Linked DNA regions of Homo sapiens: all the other regions are linked to region 3. Evidence: read pairs that join two places in POLR2A ChIA-PET (ENCODE). Cell type or tissue: GM12878. All regions are shown on one strand. Links, peaks and the distances in the headings refer to the core of each region. The heading gives the core; the rest is flanking DNA.

What was found. ChIA-PET counts read pairs that join two places held together with the same protein. Peaks named below come from ENCODE experiments on the same cell type or tissue, not always from the same donor. Only the 100,000 strongest peaks of a DNase experiment are listed, where the experiment ranks them.
Region 1: POLR2A ChIA-PET joins it to region 3 with 19 read pairs; 16 of 35 experiments call an interaction of 5 or more read pairs at or near these places.
Region 2: POLR2A ChIA-PET joins it to region 3 with 21 read pairs; 12 of 35 experiments call an interaction of 5 or more read pairs at or near these places.

Annotation. Positions count from the first base shown.
Region 1 is chr3:196,092,472-196,100,520 of GRCh38, forward strand. No RefSeq gene overlaps it. Among named protein-coding and RNA genes, the nearest start is that of TFRC, 14 kb to the left of the region's middle. RefSeq lists a silencer at 1-158 and an enhancer at 4,439-4,488. In GM12878, for the core only: no CTCF peak of the experiment used is centred there; a DNase peak (open chromatin) is centred at 4,090; H3K4me3 peaks cover 885 bases; H3K27ac peaks cover 2,044 bases.
Region 2 is chr3:196,108,434-196,116,482 of GRCh38, forward strand. No RefSeq gene overlaps it. Among named protein-coding and RNA genes, the nearest start is that of LINC00885, 30 kb to the right of the region's middle. RefSeq lists silencers at 3,502-3,561, 4,942-5,059. In GM12878, for the core only: no CTCF peak of the experiment used is centred there; a DNase peak (open chromatin) is centred at 3,738; H3K27ac peaks cover 2,542 bases.
Region 3 is chr3:196,176,560-196,184,608 of GRCh38, forward strand. No RefSeq gene overlaps it. Among named protein-coding and RNA genes, the nearest start is that of ZDHHC19, 31 kb to the right of the region's middle. RefSeq lists enhancers at 3,229-3,428, 5,096-5,195, 6,867-6,956 and a cis regulatory region at 5,260-5,749. In GM12878, for the core only: a CTCF peak has its summit at 3,460; DNase peaks (open chromatin) are centred at 3,212, 4,925 and 5,482; H3K4me3 peaks cover 792 bases; H3K27ac peaks cover 4,296 bases.

The DNA of each region.
Region 1 (8,049 bases), core at 989-5,988, 84 kb before region 3:
AGCTAATTTTTTTTTTTTTGAGACGGAGTCTCTCTGTGTCACTGAGGCTGGAGTGCAGTGGTGTGATGTCGGCTCAGTGCAACCTCTGACACCAGGGTTCAAGCGATTCTCCTGCCTCAGCCTCCTGAGTAGCTGAGATTACAGGCAAGTGCGACCACACCCGGCTAATTTTTGTATTTTTAGTAAAGACGAGGTTTCACCATGTTGGTCAGGCTGGTCTCGAACTCCTGACCTGATCCACCCGCCTCGGCCTCCCAAAGTGCTGGGATTATAGGCGTGAGCCACCGCGCCTGGCTAGAATCCCAGATACTTCTAAAAATAAGAGTTTGTAGTACAACTGATGCTCCAGAAATCTGGGTACCATTTGACAGAAATGCAGTGCATTCATATTGTCCCTGCAAGCTAGCTCATTTGCTTAAATTTCCAGAATGCGTACCTACCTTTGATAAGGAGAGTTATTGAATTGATAAAATTATCGTATGAATGTATATATATTAAACATTGTTTCTGGGCCGCATGGCAAAACCCTGTCTCTACAAAAAAATACCAAAAAAAAAAAAAAAATGCCAGGCATGGTGGTACACTCCTGAAGTCCCAGCTACTTGGGAGGCCGAGGCGGGAGGATCCCTTGAGCCCAAGAGTTTGAGGCTGCAGTGAACCGTAACCATGCCACTACACTACACTGGGAACAGAGTAAGAGCCTGTCTCAAAAATAAATAAATAAATACTTCAAAAAAAAAAAAACTTTGTTTCCAAAATATAAATTAGTCAGTTTGGTTTTTCTTATTTGCATCTTTATCTTTCTTTCTTTTTTTGTAGAGACAGGACCTTGCTATGTCGACCAGGCTGGTCTTGAACTCCTGGCCTCAGGCTATCCTCCCACCCTGGCCTCCCAAAGTGCTGGGACTGCAAGCATCAGCCACTGTACCCCGCCTCTTATTTGTATCTTCTTTTGACATCTGAGCTTGCAACTCTCACTTATGTCTGAGTTTCCCTTCCTCTATGGCTGGGACCTTAAGCAATAATACTTCTGATAAACTGTGCGCCAGATGGCCAAACATTGCCTAAAAAAAATGACTAAGAAAGAGGCCTTTGAAAAGAACATTGTGAAGTGGGGATGACTGATGATGTAAATAGGAAAAATGAACAAATGTGTGAAGAAAACATTTGCAAACAGACGTCTACATCTAAATCCCAAGTCAGCAAATCTAGTATTCAGGAAAAATACCAAATAGGCAGAAACTTTTTGGTTTCTTCAGCTTTAATATACACAGTAGACAAATTTTCCTTTGGTTTGGAAAATGTTCCTGCCAAAACTTGTATTTCTTATACATGGAAATGTGGTCAAGGAGGCAGCTGTACAGTGGTTACATTTGTGAGAGCTGGAGTGGCTTCCCTTGGTTCATCTCACACAATCCCCTAAGTGGTAGGAAGACCCGTATCCCAGGGCTGGGGTGCCCAGGTGTCAGAGTGCGGTAACGTTCGCTGAGCACCTATGGTGTCCAGGTACTGAGCTGGGAACTTATATTTGTATCATCTTACTTTGGCCCCCAACAATTCTGTGAAACAGGTATCATACCTATTTTATAGATGAATAAGTAGAAGTGTGAAGAATATAAAAGGATTGGCTGAAAGTGGCACAGCTTTTAAATAGCAAGACCCTAACTTCAGATCTCTGTGATTTCTGTTTTTTTTTTTTTTTTTTAAATAAATGTTAAGAGATATAGCAATGGGGATCTCACCATGTTGTCCAGGCTGGTCTCAAACTCCTGGGCTCAAGCAATCCTCCCTCCTTAGCCTCCCAAAGTACTGGGATTACAGGTGTGAGCCACCATGCCTGGCCAGGTTTCTGTATTAAAACCACTTTTTACTATATCTCAGGTATGGAAATATGAAAACACTGTTGTAGCAGGCGGGTAGTTGAAGCTCTGCACTCAGGGTAGGCTGACGTACTGCCAGGCTCTGACCAGGACCTTACAACAATACCCATCCTTGGAAGGTTTGAGTCAACTTTATAGCTGAATTTGATGCCAGGAGCACAAAGCAAAAGATCCCCATATATAAAGACAAGGTTATAAGGTACAGTGTGCCTGGTACAACTATCTTCCAGAATGCTTCCCAGAAGTAACATAGCTGGGCACCCTGGCACATGTTTATACTCTCAGCTACTTGGAGGTGCTGAGGCAGGAGGATCATTTGAGCCCAGGAGTCAGAGGCCAGCCTGAGCAACATGCTACGAAGGGGGGCAGGCTTCTCTGATAAGGTCGAGCCCAAGTAGGCAATGAGAGCAGAGAATTCCAAAGGGAGAGACAGTTCTGGGCCCGTGAGCCAATCCTGCTAGCCAGGTCCCCTCCAACCCCCTATTCCAGGCAGACCACTTCTGTGTCAAGGTCTGAAATCCAGCCTTGACTTTATTTTATTTATGTATTTTTTGAGACAGCTCTGCTGTACAGGCCAGAATGCAGTGACATGACCATAGCTCACTGTAACCTCAAGCGATCCTCCTGCCTCAGCCTCCCAAGTAGCTGGAACTACAGGCATGTGCCATCACACCTGTCAAATTTTAATTTTTTTTTGTAGAGATGGAGTCTCACTGTGTTGCCCCGGCTATTTTTGAACCCCTGAGATCAAGGGATCCTCCAGCCTTGGCCTCCCAAAGTGCTGGGATTACAAGCGTGAGCCACCACGCTGGGCTAATTTTTAATTTTTTTTTGTAGAGACAAAGTCTCACTATATTGCCCAGGCTATTCTTGAACTCCTAAGCTCAAAGGATCTTCCAGCCTCCTCGGCCTCCCAAAGTGCTGGGATTACAGGTGAGAGCCAGCATGCCTGGCTCTAGCCTTGGCTTTATTAAGGTACAGGCAGGTTTTCCTGCAGGTAGTAAGATGAATAAAGGTTAGATTGGTTTTGAGATCCAGATAGAGGCTAGACTCTAGCCTAGCGCTTCTTTTTTTTTTTTTTTTTTTGAGACGGAGTCTTGCCCTGTCTCCCAGGCTGGAGTGCAGTGGCGTGATCTCTGCTCAGTGCAACCTCCGCCTCCTGGGTTCACGCAATTCTCCTGCCCCAGCCTCCCGAGTAGCTGGGATTACAGGCACATGCCTCCACACCCGGCTAATTTTTGCATTTTTAGTAGAGACGGGGTTTCACCATGTTGGACAGGCTGGTCTCGAACTTCTGACCTCATGATCACCTCAGCCTCCCAAAGTGCTAGGATTACAGGCATGAGCCACCACACCCAGCCTAGCCTAGTGCTTCTTAAACATTCATGTGAGCTCCATGCAGTGTCACATCTATAATCCCAGCACTTTGGAGGCCAAGGCAGGAGGATTGCTTGAGCCCAGGAGTCCAAGGCTACTCTGAGCTATGATTGTGCCACTGCAGCTAAGCCTTGACTACAGAGTGAGACCTTGTTTCTTAAAAATATATATATTCATATACATATATTATTTATTTTCATTTATTATTTATTTATTTATTTTTGAGAGAGAAAGAGACGAAGTTTCACTCTTGTTGCCCAGGCTGGAGTGCAGTGGCGCAATCTCAGCTCACTGCAACCTCCACCTCCCGGGTTCCAGTGATTCTCCTGCCTCAGCCTCCTGAGTAGCTGGGACTACAGGCACCCACCACCACGCCCGGCTAATTTTTGTATTTTTTGTAGAGAAGGGGTTTCACCATGTTGGCCAGGCTGATCTCTAACTCCTTACCTCAAGTGATCCACCTACCTCAACCTCCCAAAGTGCTGGGATTACAGGTGTGAGCCACCATACCCAGCCCTTGAAAATATTTTTTTAAAGAAACTTTAATGTGCAGATAAGTCCCATGGAGGGGACGTGTTAAAATGCAGATTCTGATTCAGAAGGTCTGGTGGGGGTCCAAGACGGTGTTTCTAACAAGCTCCTAACTGATACCCAGGCTGCTGCTGGTCTTAGACCAACCCTTGAGTAGACTTTAGAGGAAGAAGTTTTTATTAGCTGTTTCTACAACACTCCCCACAGAAAGGGCACCCTGTGTGGCCAGCTGGCATGAAAGCGGTTTCTGCTTGGCAGCTATTTTTAGGTAGCTGTAATGCATTCTATTTTTTGCATTCTAAGCTTTTCAGTGGACCAGGGCGATCCCTGGGGCTGTCCCAGCTTCAGCAACGGTCCCTAAGACCATTCAGCTACTTTGCAGCCACTGCACAACTGCCAAACAATCCACTAATCCTGATCTTGAAACAATTTTCCCTCCTGAGAAGACACCAGACCTCAGCAGGAAGACTTGGCCTGCACAGCAGTTCTCTTACCCCACACGAATTAATAAATAGGCCTCATGAATCGGGATTTTGTGCCCTTGGGTAGCGAATTACCTGATGACTCTGGTGAACTGACGAAACTGAGTTTGTGAAACTGTGAGCCGGAAGAACAGTCTACAGCTGTCGTGGACTCCCCTGAACCCCTGGGAAGACGCAGCTCAACAGCCAGTCCACACGAACCCTGCTCTGAAACCTCTCCTGCAGACTGGGCCTGGGCTAGAGAAGAACAGGAGTTTTCTTTTCTCCTTTTTTTTGAGACGGAGTTTTGCTCTTGTTGCCCAGGCTGGAGTGCAGTGGCATGATCGTGGCTCACTGCAACCTCTGCCTCCTGGGTTCAAGTGATTCTCCTGCCTCAGCCTCTGGAGTAGCTGGGATTACAGGCGTGCACCACCACGCCCAACTAATTTTTGTAATTTTAGTAGAGATGGGGTTTCACCGTTTTGGTCAGGCTGGTCTCAAACTCCTGACTTCGAGTGATCCACCCGCCTCGGCCTCCCAAAGTGCTGGGATTACAGAGATGAGCCACCGCGCCAAGCTGTGAATTGATTTTTTAGTGAAACTTCAGGGAGCCAAGGACTTTGGCCCCCACAGTACCATCTGGATTATTGGGAACAGGTGCAAAATATATAGGGCCAGCGAAAACTCTCAAAGGAATGATTGACATTATAAATTTAGAGAGGAAGGACTGCCTTCCTTTCTGTGACAACAGCACTTTAATGTTCCAAAACAGGATGTCCTTGGATTTGGTTTTAATGCTTATGTATATAAGGTTAGCTATTGCCAGGAGACTGATACAATTAATCAGAGTCCATCTCTCCCTTCCAGGCACACCTTCACTTCGCTGCAGTTTCTCATGGCCATAAATCCATTAGAGCAAGAAACAGCAAGATTAGTAGAGGGCCATAAATTTAGATTCTGGGCCATTTTACCTGATAAGTCTTTTTGTTCTTTTCTCTTTTTTTGAGATAGGGTCTCACTCTGTCACCCAGGCTGGAGTGCAGTGGAGTGGCCATGGCTCACCGCAGCCTCTACATCCCAGGCTCCAGCCATCCTACCTCAGCTTGCAGCTGGAACTACAAGAGCACGTCCCCACCCCTGGCTAGTTGTTTTGTAATTTTTGTAGAGACAGGATCTTTCTATGTTGCTAGGGCTGGTCTCAAACTCCTGGGCTCCAGTGATCCACCCACCTTGGCCTCCCAAAGTGCTGGGGTTTCAGGCGTGAATCATCATGCCCAGCCAGAAACCAGTCTTAAAAGACTGTATACTATAATGATTCTATTTATATGACATTCTGGAAAAGGTGAAATTATAGAGACCTAAAATACATCAGTGGTTGCCAGAGGCTTGGAGAATGAAGTATAGGCTGAATAGGTAAACCATATATGATATTTTAGGGCAGCGAAACTCTTCTGTATGGTACATGAGACTGCATTTTTCAAAACCCATAGAACTGGCTGGGTGTGGTGGCTCACGCCTGTAATCCCAGCACTTTGCGAGGCCAAGGCAGCGGATCACTTGAGGTCAGGAGTTTGAGACCAGCCTGGCCAACATGGTGAAACCCCGTCTCTACTGAAAATACAAAAAATAGCTGGGCATGGTGGTGGGTACCTGTAATCCCAGCTACTCAGTAGGCTGAGGCAGGAGAATCACTTGAACCCAGGAGGCAGAAGTTGCAGTGAGCCAAGATGGCACTTCTGCACTCCAGCCTGGGCGACACAGTGAGACATCATCTCAAAAAAAAAAAAAAAAAAAAAAAAAAAAACTTTAGCTGGCTGAGCGGCACGCGCCTGTAGTCCCAGCTACTCAGGAAGGTGAAGCAGGAGGATCCCTTGAATCCAGGAGTTCATGAGCTATGATCATCCCACAGCACTCCAGCCTCCGTGACAGAGCAAAACCCTGTCACTAAAACAAAACAAAACAAACAAACAAAAACCCATAGAGCACAAATTTCTCTACAGCACAAATTTCAACCTTAATATATGCAAATGTTAAAGCGGGAGTGGGAGGGTTCCCAGGATGGAATGCAAACTGTTATAAAGAACCTCACCATGCTACAAACATGACCTAACATCCAAGGGGAAGGAAGGGAAGTGCTGGGTGTTGAAGGGGATGGAAGGGAAGTGCTGGGCATTGAAGGGGATGGAAGGGAAGTGCTGGGCGTTGAAGGGGATGGAAGGGAAGTGCTGGGCGTTGAAGGGGAGGGAAGGGAAGTGCTGGGCGTTGAAGGGGAGGGAAGGGAAGTGCTGGGTGTTGAAGGGGAGGGAAGGGAAGTGCTGGGTGTTGAAGGGGAGGGAAGGGAAGTGCTGGGTGTTGAAGGGGAGGGAAGGGAAGTGCTGGGTATTGAAGGTGAGGGAAGGGAAGTGCTGGGCGTTGAAGGGGAGGGAAGGGAAGTGCTGGGCGTTGAAGGGGAGGGAAGGGAAGTGCTGGGCGTTGAAGGGGATGGAAGGGAAGTGCTGGGTGTTGAAGGGGAGGGAAGGGAAGTGCTGGGCATTGAAGGGGAGGGAAGGGAAGTGCTGGGTATTGAAGGGGAGGGAAGGGAAGTGCTGGGTATTGAAGGGGAGGGAAGGGAAGTGCTGGGTATTGAAGGGGAGGGAAAGGAAGGGAAATGCTGGGTATTGAAGGGGAGGGAAAGGAAGTGCTGGGCATTGAAGGGGATGGAAGGGAAGTGCTGGGTATTGAAGAGGATGGAAGGGAAGTGCTGGGTATTGAAGGGGAGGGAAGGGAAGTGCTGGGTATTGAAGGGGAGGGAAGGGAAGTGCTGGGTATTGAAGGGGAGGGAAGGGAAGTGCTGGGCATTGAAGGGGATGGAAGGGAATTGCTGGGCGTTGAAGGGGATGGAAGGGAAGTACTGGGCGTTGAAGGGGAGGGAAAGGAAGTGCTGGGCATTGAAGGGGAGGGAAGGGAAGTACTGGGTATTGAAGGGGAGGGAAGGGAAGTGCTGGGCATTGAAGGGGATGGAAGGGAAGTGCTGGGCATTGAAGGGGATGGAAAGGAAGTGCTGGGCATTGAAGGGGATGGAAGGGAATTGCTGAGCGTTGAAGGGGATGGAAGGGAAGTGCTGGGCGTTGAAGGGGAGGGAAGGGAAGTGCTGGGCGTTGAAGGGGAGGGAAGGGAAGTGCTGGGCGTTGAAGGGGAGGGAAGGGAAGTGTTGGGCGTTGAAGGGGATGGAAGGGAAGTGCTGGGCGTTGAAGGGGGTGGAAGGGAAGTGCTGGGCGTTGGGGGTGGAAGGGACGTGCTGGGCGTTGAAGGGGATGGAAGGGAAGTGCTGGGCGTTGAAGGGGATGGAAGGGAAGTGCTGGGCGTTGAAGGGGATGGAAGGGAAGTGCTGGGCGTTGAAGGGGATGGAAGGGAAGTGCTGGGTGTTGAAGGGGATGGAAGGGAAGTTCTGGATATTGAAAGAGAAGGAAGGGAAGTGCTGGGTATTGAAGGGGATGGAAGGGAAGCGCTGGTCTAAGTGACTTTGGAAATAAGTGAAGACTATAAGACTAAAAATAAAAGGAACTGTACATAAGCACTGAACTCTAACAGCAAAATTGTTTCCCATGGGGATATGGGTTAACAACTGTGAAACCACTCTACATTGTGCTGGGATTGAATGGATGGCAAGCCAGGGAGCCAGGTAGCTCACCGTTGTCTACACACACACACACACACACACACACACACACACAATTCTCTCTTGCTTATATTAATGTGTATATAAATATACATACATTAACAACTGTGTGTGTGTATATATATACACACATATAAATATA
Region 2 (8,049 bases), core at 1,394-6,393, 68 kb before region 3:
GCATTCGCATTTGTAAGCAGTGCCCTGGAGCTGCATGCTGGAGATAAGAGAAGGCCCCTCCCGAGGCTGGGAGCAGAGGGAGCTGCAGCCTGAGGCTTGGGCAGGACAGGTGAACCCAGGTTTCCCAACCACTGAATCACCCTTTGCCCCACCACGCACATGCGCTCTTGCGTGTGGACGCACGTGCACACACACGCACACCCCACAGCTTCCACGTGGCAATGTGTCTAAGCCCAAGATCCTGGACAGCCCAGACACAGAACTGCCATGAGAACCCACAGCAGTCCCACTCGGGAGCCCTCATCAGCACTGCTGAGTGCCAACCGAACAACAGTGAGAACGAGAACACAGACCCTTATCCTGGGACCACACAGTTGGCTTCTCAAGGCTTCATGAAATTCTTCTTTTTATTTTTTCTTTGAGACACAGTCTTGCTCTGTCACCTAGGCTGGAGTGCAGTGGCGTGATCCTGGCTTACTGCAACCTCTGCTTCCCAGGCTCAAACAATTCTCATGCCTCAGCCTCCCAAGTAGCAGGGACTACAGGCATGTGTCACCACACCCAGCTAATTTTGGGGGTATTTTTTCTTCTTTTTTTTTTGAGACAGAGTCTCACACCATCACCCAGGCTGGAGCGCAGTTGTGCGATCTCGGCTCACTGCAACCTCTGTCTCCCAGCTTCAAGCAATTCTCCTGCCTCAGCCTCCCAAGTAGCTGGGATTACAGGCACCTGCCACCACCTGCTAATTTTTTGTATTTTTAGTAGAGACGGGGTTTCACTATGTTGGCCAAGCTGGTCTCAAACTCCTGACCTCGTGATCCACATGCCTCAGCCTCCCAAAGTGCTGGGATTACAGGCATGAGCCACCGCGCCCAGCCTAATTTTTGTATTTTTAGTAGAGATGGGGTTTCTCCATGTTGGCCAGGCTGGTCTCAAACTCCTGGCCTCAAGTGATCCGCCCACCTTGGCCTCCCAAAGTGCTGGGATTACAAGTGTAAGCCACTGTGCCTGGCCTAAATTCTTCTTTAGCATCATGCAATCTGCCTTAATTGAGAAATGTTATCACGAAAACCCACATGAAACTCAATATTGCACTTACTGTAGGAGCTATTATTGGAAGCTAGTGATCCTGAGAACTTGCCTAGAGTTTCAGTGCAAGAAAAGGCTGGCTTCGGCTGGGTGCAGTGGCTCTCGCCTGTAATCCTAGCACTCTGGGAGGCCGAGGCGGGTGGATCATGAGGTCAGGAGATCGAGACCATCCTGGCTAACATGATGAAACCCCGTCTCTACTAAAAATACAAAAAAAAAAAAAAAAAAAAAAAAAAGCTGGGCATGGTGGCGAGTGCCTGTAGTCCCAGCTACTCGGGAGGCTGAGGCAGGAGAATGGCGTGAACCCGGGAGGCGGAGTTTGCAGTGAGCCAAGATCGTGCCACGGCACTCCAGCCTGGGCGACAGGGCAAGACTCCGTCTCAAAAAAAGAAAAAAAAAAGAAAAGGCTGGCTTCTCCTGATTAATGGTCATCTTATTTTTGACACAATTTGTAATAACTTTTTTTTTTGAGACAGAATCTTGCTCTGTTGCCCAGGCTGGAGTGCAGTGGCGTGATCTGGGCTCACTGCAAGCTCTGCCTCCTGGGTTCACACCATTCTCCTGCCTCAGCCTCCTGGGTAGCTGGGACTACAGGCACCCGCCACCATGCCTGGCTACTTTTTTGTATTTTTTAGTAGAGACGGGGTTTCACCATGTTAGCCAGGATGGCCTCGGTCTCCTGACCTTGTGATCCACCCGCCTCGGCCTCCCCGAGTGCTGGGATCACAGGCGTGAGCCACCGCACCTGCCACGTAGAGCCTATTTTCTTATCCATAAAACAATACCTACTTCACGGGGTTGTTCTGAGGATTAAGACAATCTATGTAAAATAATTAGCCAATACACAACCTATAGCATGCTCAGTAAATGGTAGCTGGTATAACAATTATGGGTTTCTTGTTTGTTTTTTTGTTTGAGATGCAGTCTGGCTGTTGCCCAGGCTGGTCTTAAATTCCTGGGCTCAAGCAGTCCTCCCGCCTCGGCCTCCCAAAGTGTTGGGATTATGAGCACGAGCCACCACATCCGGATAAAGGAAGTCCCTGTCCGGGATCACCTGAGGCTAAAGAGAGCTGCGTCACCCAACGTCATGCTCCCCCTAGGGACAGCTGCATTCCTGACAAGGGCCATCCCAGCTCCAGAGAGTCACTCCTATTGAGAGATTTGCTGAGGCCTTTGTTTCCTGAGCTCCAGGCCGACGTCCCCTAATCCTGCAGCCCTGCCTCCTCACAGGTATTAATCCTGAGGGCATTTTTTTTCTTTCTTTTTGGGCGGGGGGCGGGGGGGGCACGAGGTTTTGCTCTTACTGCCCAGGCTAGAGTGCAATGGCACAATCTTCACTCACTGCAACTTCCAACTCCCGGGTTCAAGCGATTGTCCTGCCTCCGCCTCCTGAGTAGCTGGGGTTACAAGCATGCGCCACCGCGCCCAGCTAATTTTGTATTTTTAGTAGAGATGGGGTTTCACCATGTTGGTCAGGCTGGTCTTGAACTGCTGACCTCAGGTGACTCACCCACCTTGGCCTCCCAAAGTGCTGGGATTACAGGCATGAGCCACAGTGCCCGGCCTCCTGAGGGCATCTTTAATAAACTTCCTGATCACAAATCTCCCTCTTGGTCTGCTTCCCAGACACCCAACCTCTGTCTGTTGTAAGGAGAGGTTATTAAATGGCCCTGTCTCTGACAGTCTAATGTATTTCTCTCCACAATGGCATGTACCCTCCTAGTTCCCCTGAGAGTACACTGTCTTCTTGGGGATGCATCTAGACCTGGTAATTTCTAGAAACTGATCGAAGTTAGAGACTGGGAGAAAATACAGAAATCCTAATCCTGGCCGGGCGCGGTGGCTCACGCTTGTAATCCCAGCACTTTGGAGGCCGAGGCGGGCGGATCACGAGGTCAGGAGATGGAGACCATCCTGGCTAACGCGGTGAAACCCCACCTCTATTAAAAATACAAAAAGTTAGCCGGGCGTGGTGGCGGGCGCCTGTAGTCCCAGCTATTCGGGAGGCTGAGGCAGGAGAATGGCGTGAACCCGGGAGGCGGAGCCTGCAGTGAGCCGAGATCACGCCAGTGCACTCCAGCCTGGGCCACAGAGTGAGACTCCGTCTCAAAAAAAAAAAAAAAAAAGAAATCCTAATCGTTCCTGCACCAATTCCCATCCTTACTTCCTACTTCGCCCTGCCCAAATGAAAAAATACAAAAATTAGCTGGTCGTGGTGGCGGGCACCTGTAATCCCAGCTACTCGGGAGGCTGAGGCAGGAGAATCGCTTGAACCCAGGAGGCGGAGCTTGCAGTGAGCCGAGATCGCGCCACTGCACTCCAGCCTGGGCAACAAAGAGCAAAACTCCGTCTCAAAAAAAAACACAAAAGATTACAACTCCAAGACCAGCCTGGGCAACATGGTGAAACCCTGTCTCGACAAAAACACAGACATTAGCCTGGTGTGGTGGTGTGTGCCTGTGGTCCCAGCTATTCAGGAGGCTGAGGTGGGAGGCAGAGGTTGCAGTGAGCCAAGATCATGCCACTGCACTGTAGCCTGGGCGATGGAGCGAGACCCTATAGTAACAAAACAAAACAACAACAAAAAAATTCCACAAACGACTAAAGAGGAACAAACCAATCAGACTTCTCAGAAGTACTTGGCACTGAACTTTTCAAAGGATCCTTACCAAAATCGAGCTTTTTTGTTTTCCCTCTGAAGTCTCATGTTAAGCAAGAGGGGAAAACCCAGTGTCTGCCTGGGGTAAGAAAAGTCGCAAAAGTCTTCAAAGGTCATCAAGGTTTTAAATGTTCACAGTAATGAGTTTCTTTTTTTTTTCTTTTTTTTTTTTGAGATGGAGTCTTGCTCTGTCGCCCAGGCTAGAGTGTAGTGGCATGATTTTGGCTCACTGCAACCTCCACCTCCTGAGTTCAAGCGATTCTCCTGCCTCAGCCTCCCGAGTAGCTGGGACTACAGGCACCCACTACCATGCCCAACTAATTTTTTGTATTTCTAGTAGAGACGGGGTTTCACCGTGTTAGCCAGGATGGTCTCGATCTCCTGATCTCATGATCCACCTGCCTCGGCTTCTCAAAGTGCTGGGATTACAGGCGTGAGCCACCACGCCTGGCTCCAAGTTTCTTCATGGAGCTCTATCTGCAAGGATCTGAGTCGAGAGGGCACACACACAGGAGGCAAATTCACGACCTGAACCAAGGCCCATTCTCCTGAGAGACTTTCAGGTCACTGACGTAGCTACAGATATTGGAAAAAAATGCATCTGTAGTAGTTCAGTTGAGGAGAGGGGATGGGTGGCAGTAAATCTTAAGGGGCTCAGGGGCATCTATTCCAAATTTCCAGAGAGGGTCCTCACAGTCTGTCATTGCATATACATCAAATGTAAATGTATCCTTAGGGGGGTTTTTGGTTTTGTTTTCAGAGACAGAGTCTCACTCTGTTGCCCAGGCTGGAGTGCAGTGGTACAATCACAGCTCACTACAGCCTTCAACTCCTGGGCTCGAGGGATCCTCGCACCTAAGCCTCCTCAGGAGCTGGGACTATAAGGGCATGGGCCACCACACCCAGCTAATTTTTAATTTTTTTATTTGTGATATGGTCTTGATCTGTCATCCAGGCTGGAGTGCAGTGGCATGATCACAGCTCACTACGGCCTTGACCTCCTGGGTCCACCTCAACCTCCCAAGTAGCTGGGACTACAGGTGCATGCCATCATGCCTGTGTTTCATTATATATATATATGTTGAGAGAGAGAGAGAGAGAGAGAGAGAGAGAGTAGAGAGAGAGAGTAGATATGGGGTTTCACCATTTTGCCCAGGCTGGTCTTGAACTCCTGGGCTCAAGCAATCCTCTTGCCTCAGCCTCCCAAAGTGGTGGGATTACAGGAGTGAGCCACCACACCCAGAGAATTTTTAAATTTTTTGTGGCGATGGAGTCTCGCTCTGTTGCCCAGGCTTGTTTCAAACTCCGAGCCTCAAGCAATCCTCCCACCTTGGCCTCCCAAAGCACTGGGATGACAGGTGTGAGACAGCATGCCCAGGCATGAATGTGTCTTTAAACATACCTTTTACTTTCTTTTTTTTTTTTTTTAACTGTAGTCATAATAGCTATTTACTTGGGTAAAATTTTCTCAGGATATTTTTGGTATGTGGGGCAGAGGGAGAGCTAGCAAGTGAGAGAAGCTGTCTTTTCAGTACAAAGAGCTCACAGTACTCCGGTCTCCACTGGAAGTTCCGTCTTTATTTTTAAAGGAATCTGGTCATGAGTCTGTTGACCAAGCACATCCTGGTAATCTATTGTCAGATGAGAAGTGTTCTGGATTTCCAACTTATACCATGCATGATAGATGCTGAGTTTCAAGCATAAAACTACTCTAGTTACCAAGATCATACTGCTTTTATGTTGATATAACTTAATTTTATTATTTGCTTCACCTCCCACCAGAATCACTTATTTGCTCACTTTTCTTGTCTATGCTCTAGAATGCACTTACTGCTTAAGCGGCATATTATATGAACCATCCTTTTACATTATAGTTTATTAAAAAGTGGCTTTTGCCGAGTGTGGTGGCTCACGCCTGTCATCCCAGCACTTTGGGAGGCCGAGACAGGTGGATCACGAGGTCAGGAGATCGAGACCATCCTGGCTAACACAGTGAAACCCCGTCTCTACTAAAAATACAAAAAATTAGCCGGGTGTGGTGGCGGGCGCCTGTAGTCCCAGCTACTCGGGAGGCTGAGGCAGGAGAATGGTGTGAACCCGGGAGGCAGAGCTTGCAGTAAGCCGAGATTGCGCTACTGCACTCCAGCCTGGGCAACAGAGCGAGACTGTCTCAAAAAAAAAAAAAGAAGTGTCTTTTCTTTTTTCTTTTTTCTTTTTGAGACAGGGTCTCACTCACCCAGGCTGGAGTGCAGTGGCGTGAACTTGGGAGCCTCGACATCTGGGCTCAAGCCATCCTCCCACCTCAGCCTCCCGAATAGCTGGGACTACAGGCACACACCATCACACCCACCCTGCTAATTTATATTTTGTAGAGACAGGATTTTACCATGTTTCCCAGGCTGGTCTTGAAGTCCCAGGCTCAACTGATCAGCCCACCTTGGCCTCCCAAATTGCTGAGATTACAGACGTGAGCCTCTGCGCCTGCCCAAAGCAGCTGTTCTTTTGCAAGGATTTATTGGTCTGTGGTGCCTCTCCCTCAGTACCCTTGCGTGGTTCTTTTCTTTTTTTCTTTTTTGTTTACTGGAGCTACCCACCATGAACTATTGGTTGGTTATTTATAAAAATATGTTTAGGTTTATGCACATCATTATATTTATTTGCCCACGTGGGCCCCTTGAGCATCAGAGCTTCCTAAAGCAGGATCTTTGCAGGCCATCTCATCCCTCCTCATCATGTATGGATACACAAACCGAGGTCCATTGAGTCCTTTTGAAGAAGGATAGCTGCAGCTAGCTGAAGGCCAAGGCAGGTGGATCACTTGAGCCCACGAGGTTGAGGCTGCAATAAGCTGTGTTCTTGCCACTGAGAGAGAGACTCTGCCTTAAAAAAAAGTGCAAGCTGCAAAGTGGTTGCCTTTTGCTGAGGAGGTGGGTACTGGGAGCAGCAGGAATTGACTGGAAAGAGGCATGAGGACACGTTCCTTTTTTTCCCTTTTTTATTTTTTATTTTATTTTTTGAGACAGTCTCGCTCTGTCACCCAGGTTGGAGTGCAATGGTGCGATCTTGGCTCACTGCAACCTCCACCTCCCAGGTTCGAGTAATTCTCCTGCTTCAGCCTCCTGAGTAGCTGGGATTACAGGTGCATGCCACCATGCCAACTAATTTTTGTTCCCTTTTCTATTTTTTACATGTAATAATTATATATATATATATGTATGTATTTTTTAAGTGCTATTTTTGTTGCATTAAGAGTATGGCTCCCCAGGGACCACAAAGGCCTTTTAGAAGCCTCCGTATGTATTTATAGGTTATCAACAACAACAACAACAAAAAAACCTCTGCTGAAACATACGCAATAGTGATTTAAGAAGAAAAGGAATTTTTCACATTGGATGAGAAAGAACTTCCCAAGTTAGTTGCCTTTACAAATTCAAACATGACGGGCTATCGGCTTGGAGTGTTTTTTAAGAGTGACGATGGGAGGCTTATGGTAAGCCCATTGTTTGACGTGACCCAAGCATGGCCTGGTTAATTTTGACCATGCTCACAGCAGTGGTAGAAGCAACTAGCCACACAGTACCGTACTTGTTCTGAAACACCCATCTCTACTTGTGAAAAAGTAGAGGATCATTGAAGGATCTTAAGAAAAATTTCTGGACCATAGCATATCTCTGCAGCAAAAGAAAAGTAACATATTTGAATGTAAACAAAAACCTGAGACTCACCCCCACACCCCAATGCTCACCACACTCATAAGAAAGGAAGTGAGAATGGGAACCCCCAAAGGCCCACAGAACCTATATACAACTGTCTTTCTCTGTGAAAACAGATCAGCCCCAGAACCTCTATACGCCTCTCTATGTGAAAACAATAAATCAGCCCCAGAACCTATATACACTTGTCTTTCTCTGTGAAAACAATGAATCAGCCCCAGAACCTATATACGCCTCTCTTTCTATGTGAAAACAATAAATCAGCCCCAGAACCTATACACGCCTCTCTTTCTATGTGAAAACAATAAATCAGCCAGAGAACCTATATACGCCTCTCTTTCTATGTGAAAACAATAAATCAGCCCCAGAACCTATACACACCTCTCTTTCTATGTGAAAACAATAAATCAGCCAGAGAACCTATATACGCCTCTCTTTCGATATGAGAACAATAAATCAGCCACAGAACCTATATATGCCTCTCTTTCTATGTGAGAACAATAAATCAGTCACAGAACCTATATACACCTCTCTATGTGAAAACGATAAATCAGCCAAAGAACCTATATACGCCTCTCTTTCTCTGTG
Region 3 (8,049 bases), core at 1,253-6,252:
TATTTATTTTTTGAGATGAAGTCCCGCTCTGTTGCCCAGGCTGGAGTGCAGTGGCACCATCTCAGCTCACTGCAAGCTCTACCTCCTGGGTTCAAGCGATTCTCCGGCCTCAGCCTCCCAAGTAGCTGGGATTGCAGGCATGTGCCACCGCACCTGGTTAATTTTTCTATTTTTAGTAGAGACAAATTTTTGCCATGTTGGCCAGGCTGGTCTCAAATCCCTGACCTCAGGTGATCCGCCCGCCTCGGCCTCCCAAAGTGCTGGGTTTACAGGCGTGAGCCACCGCGCCTGGACAAAATTTTTTTATACCTTTTAAATTCCAGACCCACCACCAGGTTGAATCCTCCGGGCTGACTGTGCAGACCCCCCACTATGCCCCCTACTTTCCATTAACTGGTATGTTTTATGTTATCAAGAATATTAAAACAAACCTATGCATCTGCCATTGAGCTTAAGAAATAGATGGCCGGACGCGGTGGCTCACGCCTGTAATCCCAGCACTTTGGGAGGCCGAGGCGGGCGGATCATGAGGTCAGGAGATCGAGACCATCCTGGCTAACACGGTGAAACCACGTCTCTACTAAAAATACAAAAATTAGCCGGGCGTGGTGGCAGGCGCCTGTAGTCCCAGCTACCCGGGAGGCTGAGGCAGAAGAATGGCGTGAACCCGGGAGGCGGTGCTTGCAGTGAGCTGAGATCGCACCACTGCACTCCAGCCTGGGCGACAGAGTGAGACCCTGTCTTGGGGAAAAAAAAAAAAAGAACTAGACGAATGCCCAGGCATGGGAAGCCCCAGTCACCTTTCCCTCCCTCAACCCGAGAGGAGTCACATTCCAAACCTAGCCTTTATCATTCCCTTCCTTTTCATTAGACGGTTATGTATGTACGTATCCTTAAACTTTATGCTAATGGTATCACATTTTGTGTATTCTACTACTTTTAAACATTTATGGATTAAATTCTGTCCCTCCAAAAAAGATATGTTGGAGTCTTAACCCCTAATACTTTAAGCCGTGACCCCGTTTGCAGACACCGTCTTTACAGAGGTGCTCAAGGTGAGAGGCACTCATTAGAGTGGACCCTCATTCGATACGACTGGTGTCCTTATAACAAGCAGAACACAGGACAGAGGCAGAGCCACCAGCAGGGAGAACACCACATGAAGCCTGGAGTCAGGCTTCCGGACGAAGCCGGGAGAGAGGCGGGGAACAGGTCCTCCTCCCACGCCTTCCCAGGGAACGTGGCCCTGTCGGCACCCTGATCTCCTCGCCCCTAGAACTGGGAGACAACACGTTTCTGCTGTCCAGCCACCCAGTGTGCGGTACTTTGTTACAGCAGCCCCAAAAAATAAAGACACCATTCCATGTCATGTTCTTGAAATTCATTTGTTAATGAGTGAAGCCGAGGCTCATTCATTTTCTCTGTCATGTTCTATTATATGATATCCCACAATTTATCCATTTTACTTTGAAAAGTTATATGGTTTGCTTACAGGTTTTATTGTTGTTTTGAAATTGCAAACTGTGCTGCCCCGAACCTCCCTGCAAACTGTGCCGTAGGAGTGGAGCTGCACTTGGGTCAAAGAGGGCAAAGGTAAGTCTTAACTGTGCAGCCCAGATCAGAGCAATAACAACTCATCAAGATAAGTCTAATTGCTACTCAACGGGGTGGAACTTACACGCTTGCCAGTGGGCAGGCAGAGTTCCCTGTGTCCTACATTCTTGTTAACACTTGAAACTCCAGTCTTTTTTTTTTTTTTTTTTTTTTTTTTGAGAGATGGAGTCTCACCCTGTTGCCCAGGCTGGAGTGCAGTGGTGTGATCTTGGCTCACTGAAACCTCTGCCTCCCGGGTTCAAGCGATTCTCCTGCCTCAGCCTCCCAAGCAGCTGGGACTACGGGCTCCCGCCACCACGCCCAGCTAATTTTTGTGTTTTTAGTAGAGACGAGGTTTAACCATGTTGGCCAGGATGGTCTCAATCTCTTGACCTCATGATCCGCCCACCTCGGCCTCCCGAAGTGCTGGGATTACAGGCGCAAGCCACTGCACCCCGCCCTGCAGTTTTGTTTTGTTTTTTTAATTTATTATTTTAAAAAAATGTTTTTGAGACAGGATCTCACTCTGCCACCCAGGCTGGATCATGGTGGCATGATCTTGGCTCACTGCAGCCTCGTCCTCCCAGGCTCAAGTGATCCTCCCGCCTCAGCCTCCCAAGTAGCTGGGACCACAGGTATGTGCCACCATGCCTGACTAATTTTTGTGCTTTTTGTAGAGATGAGTTCTCACTGTGTTGCCCAGGGTGGTCTCAAACTCCTGGGCTCAAGCGATCTTCCTGCCTCAGCCTCCCAAATTGCTGGGATTACAGGCATGAGCCAACACACCCAGCCCGAAGGAACTGCCATTCTTTTTATCTTTGCCAATCTGATGGTTATAGAATGGTATTTCCTAGTGGCTTTATTTTGCGTTTTCTTTATTTCTAATAAAGTTAAGCATCTTTTACATGTTGATGGACAATGTATATTTCCTGTTTTGCAAAACACCTGGTCGGGTTTTCCTGGTCTTTTTTCTTATTTATTTCTAGGAGTTCTTTATGTACTCTGGACTCTGATCCTGCATTGGTCTTTCTAAAGCTTTATTCGTCGCATCCTCTGATGAACAGAGCTTTTCTTTTTTCTTTTCCCTTTTAAAATTAGTAGAATTTATTCATCTTTTTCTTAACAATTAGTGCTTTCAAGAAATTCTTTGTACCCCCAAGGTCAAGAGATATTATCCTATACTCGCTTTGTAAGGGTTGGTATTCTGCCTGTCAGGTCGTTAATGGACCTGGCATTGATTTTGGAGCCTGCTGTGTAGTCAGATCTAAACTGGGAAAGGAACAATTGCCTGCTTTTCTCACAGGGGCGTTCTGAAGCTCAAAGGAGAAAATGCGTGTGAAAGTGTCCAGAACTGTGAAACAATGTACAAGTAAGAGAGTCTGCGATGCTGATTTGCTGGAGGGTGACAAAGCCGTTTAAGAGAAGGCTGCTTTGGCCTTTGATTTGCTAATCAGTTGGTAGCGTCATAGGCTGCCAGTAGGCCAGGCAGAAACCCAACCTCCATTCTGCCTCCGGAGGCTGGAGAACACAGCCAAAAAGACCAGCTGAAGCATGTGGTCTTTGCAGGAAAGTAAGTTCCAGTGGCACTGCTGGGGCTGGCCCCGTCCACCCACACTGTTCACTCCATCTGCCACCTGACATTAGCAAATTAGGCTGCAAATACAGCCCTGAGTCATAGAGAAAAGATGAAATTACACTCAGGAAACTCTGCTCACTGAAGTGCATGAGTAACAGGATGCAGAAAGACACCCATTAAAAGCGGCTAAAAACGAGTCAGGTGCTCCAAGGCAGCCTGCTGCACACCCCAACACGCGGGCAGGCTCCGCCCCAGCTCCAACTCCACCTGGAGGGGCAACACGCACCCATTATACGAGCCACACGGGGGCCCCAGCAACTGGCCCAGACAAGGCTGCAGAGCCCACTCAGGGTGGAACCCCCTTTAGCGAACTGGAAGGTTCCATGACGGGGCTGCGGGGAAGGAAGCCGACTCGTGGGGAGTTAGCTGAGCTGCCGGAGGAAACTGACAAAATCAAACGCACCCTTTGGCCTGCACAAGGCGATATTGTTGGTTCTCCCTGAAGCACATCCTGGCCAGGAGACAGAGCTTAGGCCAGCCCCCGGGCCAGGTGCCTGCTACCCAGACCTGTGATCCTAGCCAAAAGTCTCTGAGTTCTGGATGTCCACACTGGGAAGGGAGAGCAGCGAGGGAAGGGTTACCAAAGGGGCCTGAGGAGACATTCGGGGGTGACAGATTGTCAGCATCTTTTTGTTTGGTTTTTCTTTTAAGCGATGGGGGCGGGGGGTGGGGGGGGGTCTCACTATGTTGCTGAGGCTGGTCTCGAACTCCTGGCCTCAAGCAATCCTCCTGCCTCAGCCCCCGAGTAACTGGAATTCAAGACGTCAGCCACGGCCCCCAGCTTAGCTTCAGCATCTTGATTGCAGTGGTGGCTTCACAGATGTATACATATGTCAGAACTTATCAAATTGTATATTTTCAATATCTATTTTAGACAATTAGATCTCAATAAGGCTGTTTAAAAATTACAGAATGGTGTGATGGCGACTTTTACTAAATATGCATGTTGACAGCAAGAGGAACGACTAGAAGGAGGTCCCCAGATGTTAACAGTGCTTAGTTCTGGGCTGTGGGATTACAGAGGATTTTACTTTTCCTCTTTGTGTTTTTCTGTACTTTAAAAAATTTCTGAAATATATGTGTTTTACTTTTTTTTTTTTTTTAAGATGGAATCTTGCTCTGTCGCCCGGAGTGGAGTGCAGTGGCGCGATCTTGGCTCATTGCAACATCTGCCTCCTGGGTTCAAGCAATTCTCCTGCCTCAGTCTCTCAAGTAGCTGGGATTACAGGCATGTGCCACCACACCTAGCTAATTTTTGTATTTTTAATAGAGACAAGGTCTCGCCACGTTAGCCAGGCTGGTCTCGAACTCCTCACCTCAGGTGATCCATCCACCTCGGCCTCCCAAAGTGCTGGGATTACAGGCGTGGGCCAATGCGACCAGCCGTGTTTTACTTGTATAAATCAGGAAAAAAAAAAGTATCTATTTCAAAATAAAAGCAAACTTTAGGTCGCAGGGGTCTTCTGAAGGTCGGCAGCCATGACCTCACAGAGGCACACTCTGGGCTTAGCACGGTGGAGCTGTGCCCAGGGGAAGCAGCTTGGGCTTTACAACCAGGTCTGCAGCAAACTGCCCAGGCCAAACCTCAGCTCTGCCGCCCATCTCCTCAGCGGCCTTCAGCTAGTTACTTGAGTGCTTGGTGCCAATTTTAATCCCCAATTATATTTCGGAGACAATCGTCAAAGCCTCTGCAGGTGGCTGAGAGATTCAATGAGCCAATACAGGTGGCTCTTAGCAGTGTTCTCACAGCACAGCACAGACTGGGTGAATTACAGCTACTATTCCCTCCTATTAAAAAGAATAGAAGTGGCCGGACACAATGGCTCATGCCTGCAATCCCAGCACTTTGGGAGGCCGAGGCGGGTGGATCACCTGAGGTCAGGAGTTCGAGACCAGCCTGGCCAATATGGTGAAACCCCATCTCTACTAAAAATACAAAAATTAGCCGGGCGTGGTGGTGGGTGCCTGTAGTCCCAGCTACTCTGAAGGCTGACATGGGAGAATTGCTTGAACCCAGGAGGCAGTGGTTTCAGTGAGCCGAGATCGCGCCATCGCACTCCAGCCTGGATGACACGGCAAGGCTCTGTCCCAAAAAAAAAAAAAAAAGAATAGAATTGACTTGAGAAACTCTTTGCTTCTTTTTCCCCCATGAGGTTAGAAAAGATAATTGAATCATCTCTAGAACAGGACGCCAGTTTCTGGAACTGAAGGGTTTTGAGGTTTCTCTTAACGAATATCAGAAATCTTTATCTCTCAACCAACTGTAACCACCATCTGTGGCCTCCTCCAGCCCTCACCAATACGGGTACCCCTCCCAGGCTTCCTCTCCCTCCCTGAGCCTCTGCTGTGAATTATCTGAGTCCACTTCTTCTGAGGCTGCTTTTATGGGACAGAGACAAGACCCTACTCTTTCCTTCTCTTACTTGTTCCTTTTCTGTTGTCTGCCAGAAGTAACCACCCGTTGCCCAAACCAATCTTTAGCTTGGCCTCCTTTCAGGGGTCTGGATGCCATCTTTAACTGCCTTAGTCTGGTGGCCTGAGCAGCTTACCTGAGCCTCAGCTTCTTTTTTCTTTTTCTTTCCTTTTTTTTTTTTTTTTTTGTTTGTTTGTTTATTTGTTTCTTGTTTTTTCTGACAGGATTTCACGCCATCGGGCAGGCTGGAGTGCAGTGGTGCAATCACAGCTCACTGTAGCCTCAACTTCCAGAGCTCAGGTGAGCCTCCCACCTCAGCCTCCTGAGTAGCTGGGACTCCAGGCACGCACTCAATGCCTGGCTAATTTTTGTGTTTTTGGTAGAGATGGGGTTTCTCCATGTTGTCCAGCCTGGCCTCAAACTCCTGGGCTCAAGTGATCCGCCCACCTTGACTTCTCAACATGCTAAGATTACAGGTGGGATCCTACCAGGTGGGGCAGGAGTAATCAACCCTACTAGACAGATGGGGAAAATGAGAGGCCGGGCGCAGTGGCTCACATCTGTAATCCCAGCACTTTGGGAGGCCAAGGCAGGCAGATCACTTGAGGCCAAGAGTTCGAGACCAGCCTGGCCAACATGGCAAAACCCCATCTCTACTAAAATACAAAAATTAGCTGGGCATGGTCGTGGGCACCTGTAATCCCAGCTACTCGGGAGGCCGAGGCAGGAGAATTGCTTGAGCCCGGGAGGCAGAGGTTGCAGTGAGCCGAGATCGCACCACTACACACTCTAGTCTGGATGACAGAGCGAGACTTAGCCTCAAAACAAACAAACAAACAAGTGCACCTTTGTTAGTTTTATTTGAACCAATGTTTACATCTCTGGCAACCACAGGCTCATATGAAACTTCATGCTATTAAACTTTATGGGTGACATGGCCAGGCACGGTGGCTCACGCCTGTAACCCCAGCACTTTGGGAGGCCGAGGCAGGTGGATCACGAGGTCAGGAGATCGAGACCATCCTGGCTAATACGGTGAAACCCCGTCTCTACTAAAAATACAAAAATTAGCTGGGCGTGGTAGCACATGCCTGTAGTCCCAGCTACTTGGGAGGCTGAGGCAGGAGAATGGCGTGAACCCAGGAGGCGGAGGTTGCAGTGAGCCGAGATCATGCCACTGCACTCCAGCCTAGGCGACAGGGCGAGACTCTGTCTCAAAAAAAAAAAAAAAATTTATGGGTGACAATAGAACAAAGGCAGAGGGACAGGACAGAACAATGAGTCACTCCAACACACCCTGTGTGTTCTAAAAGAGGCCCCGGGACAAACACCTGCCTCAGTAGGAAGGTCCAGCATTCGTGGCGGTGTGTGCTGGGCGGTTGTGGTGAGGACTGTGTCTGTGTCTGGGCGGGTGTGTGTAGTTGTGGAGTTTATAGCTTTCCTTTGACTCAAATCCTTCTTCCCTATCACCGGCTTACATGTTAGAGGCCTGTAACAGGAGACCAGTTCCAGGCCAACCTGTGGTTAAAAGAACCTCAGCCTGTGAGCAAATGTTACTCCTCCTCCGCACTCGAGGACCCTGTGGCAGCCCAGCCTGTCAGGCCTCTGCAGACATGAGTTGGCCTGGTTCTCCCTGCTGCCATCCCTCACCCGCCAATCCCCAATCAGTCTTCACTGTATAAACAAGTGCTTCACTGAACAGCCCAGCGCATCTGCGAAAGATCCAACACGCAGCCCTTCTCGTTCCTTTGAGTGGATCCATTTGAAAAGCTCCTGTCTCCTGGCTGGGTGTGGTGGCTCACGCCTGTAATCCCAGCACTTTGGGAGGCCGAGGCGGGTGGATCACGAGGTCAGGAGTTTGAGACCAGCCTGGCCAACATGGCGAAACCCCGTCTCTACTAAAAATACAAAAATTAGCCAGGCGTGGTGGCGGGTGCCTGTAATCCCAGCTACTCAGGAGACTGAGGCAAAAGAATGGCTTGAACCCGGGAGGCGGAGGTTGCAGTGAGCCGAGATTGAGCCACTGCACTCCAGCCTGGGCGACAGAGCAAGACACCATCAAAAACAAAACAAAACAAAACAAAACAAAACAAAAATCTCCTGTCTCTAGGACCAGGCACAATGGCCTAGGCCTGTAATTCCAGCACTTTGGGAGGTCAAAGTGGAAGGATTGCTTGAGGCCAGGAGTTCAAGACTGGCCTGGGCAACATGATGAAAACCCCCTCTCTACAAAAAAATTAAAATTAAACAAATCAGTTGGGCAGGGTGGTGCACCTGTAGTCCTAGTTGCTCTGGAGGCTGAGACAGGAGGATGGCTTGAGCCTGGGAGGTGGAGGCTGCAGGGAGCCATGGTCTCTCCTTCACATTCCGGCCTGGGAGCAAGCCCTTCATCTCTAAAATAATAATA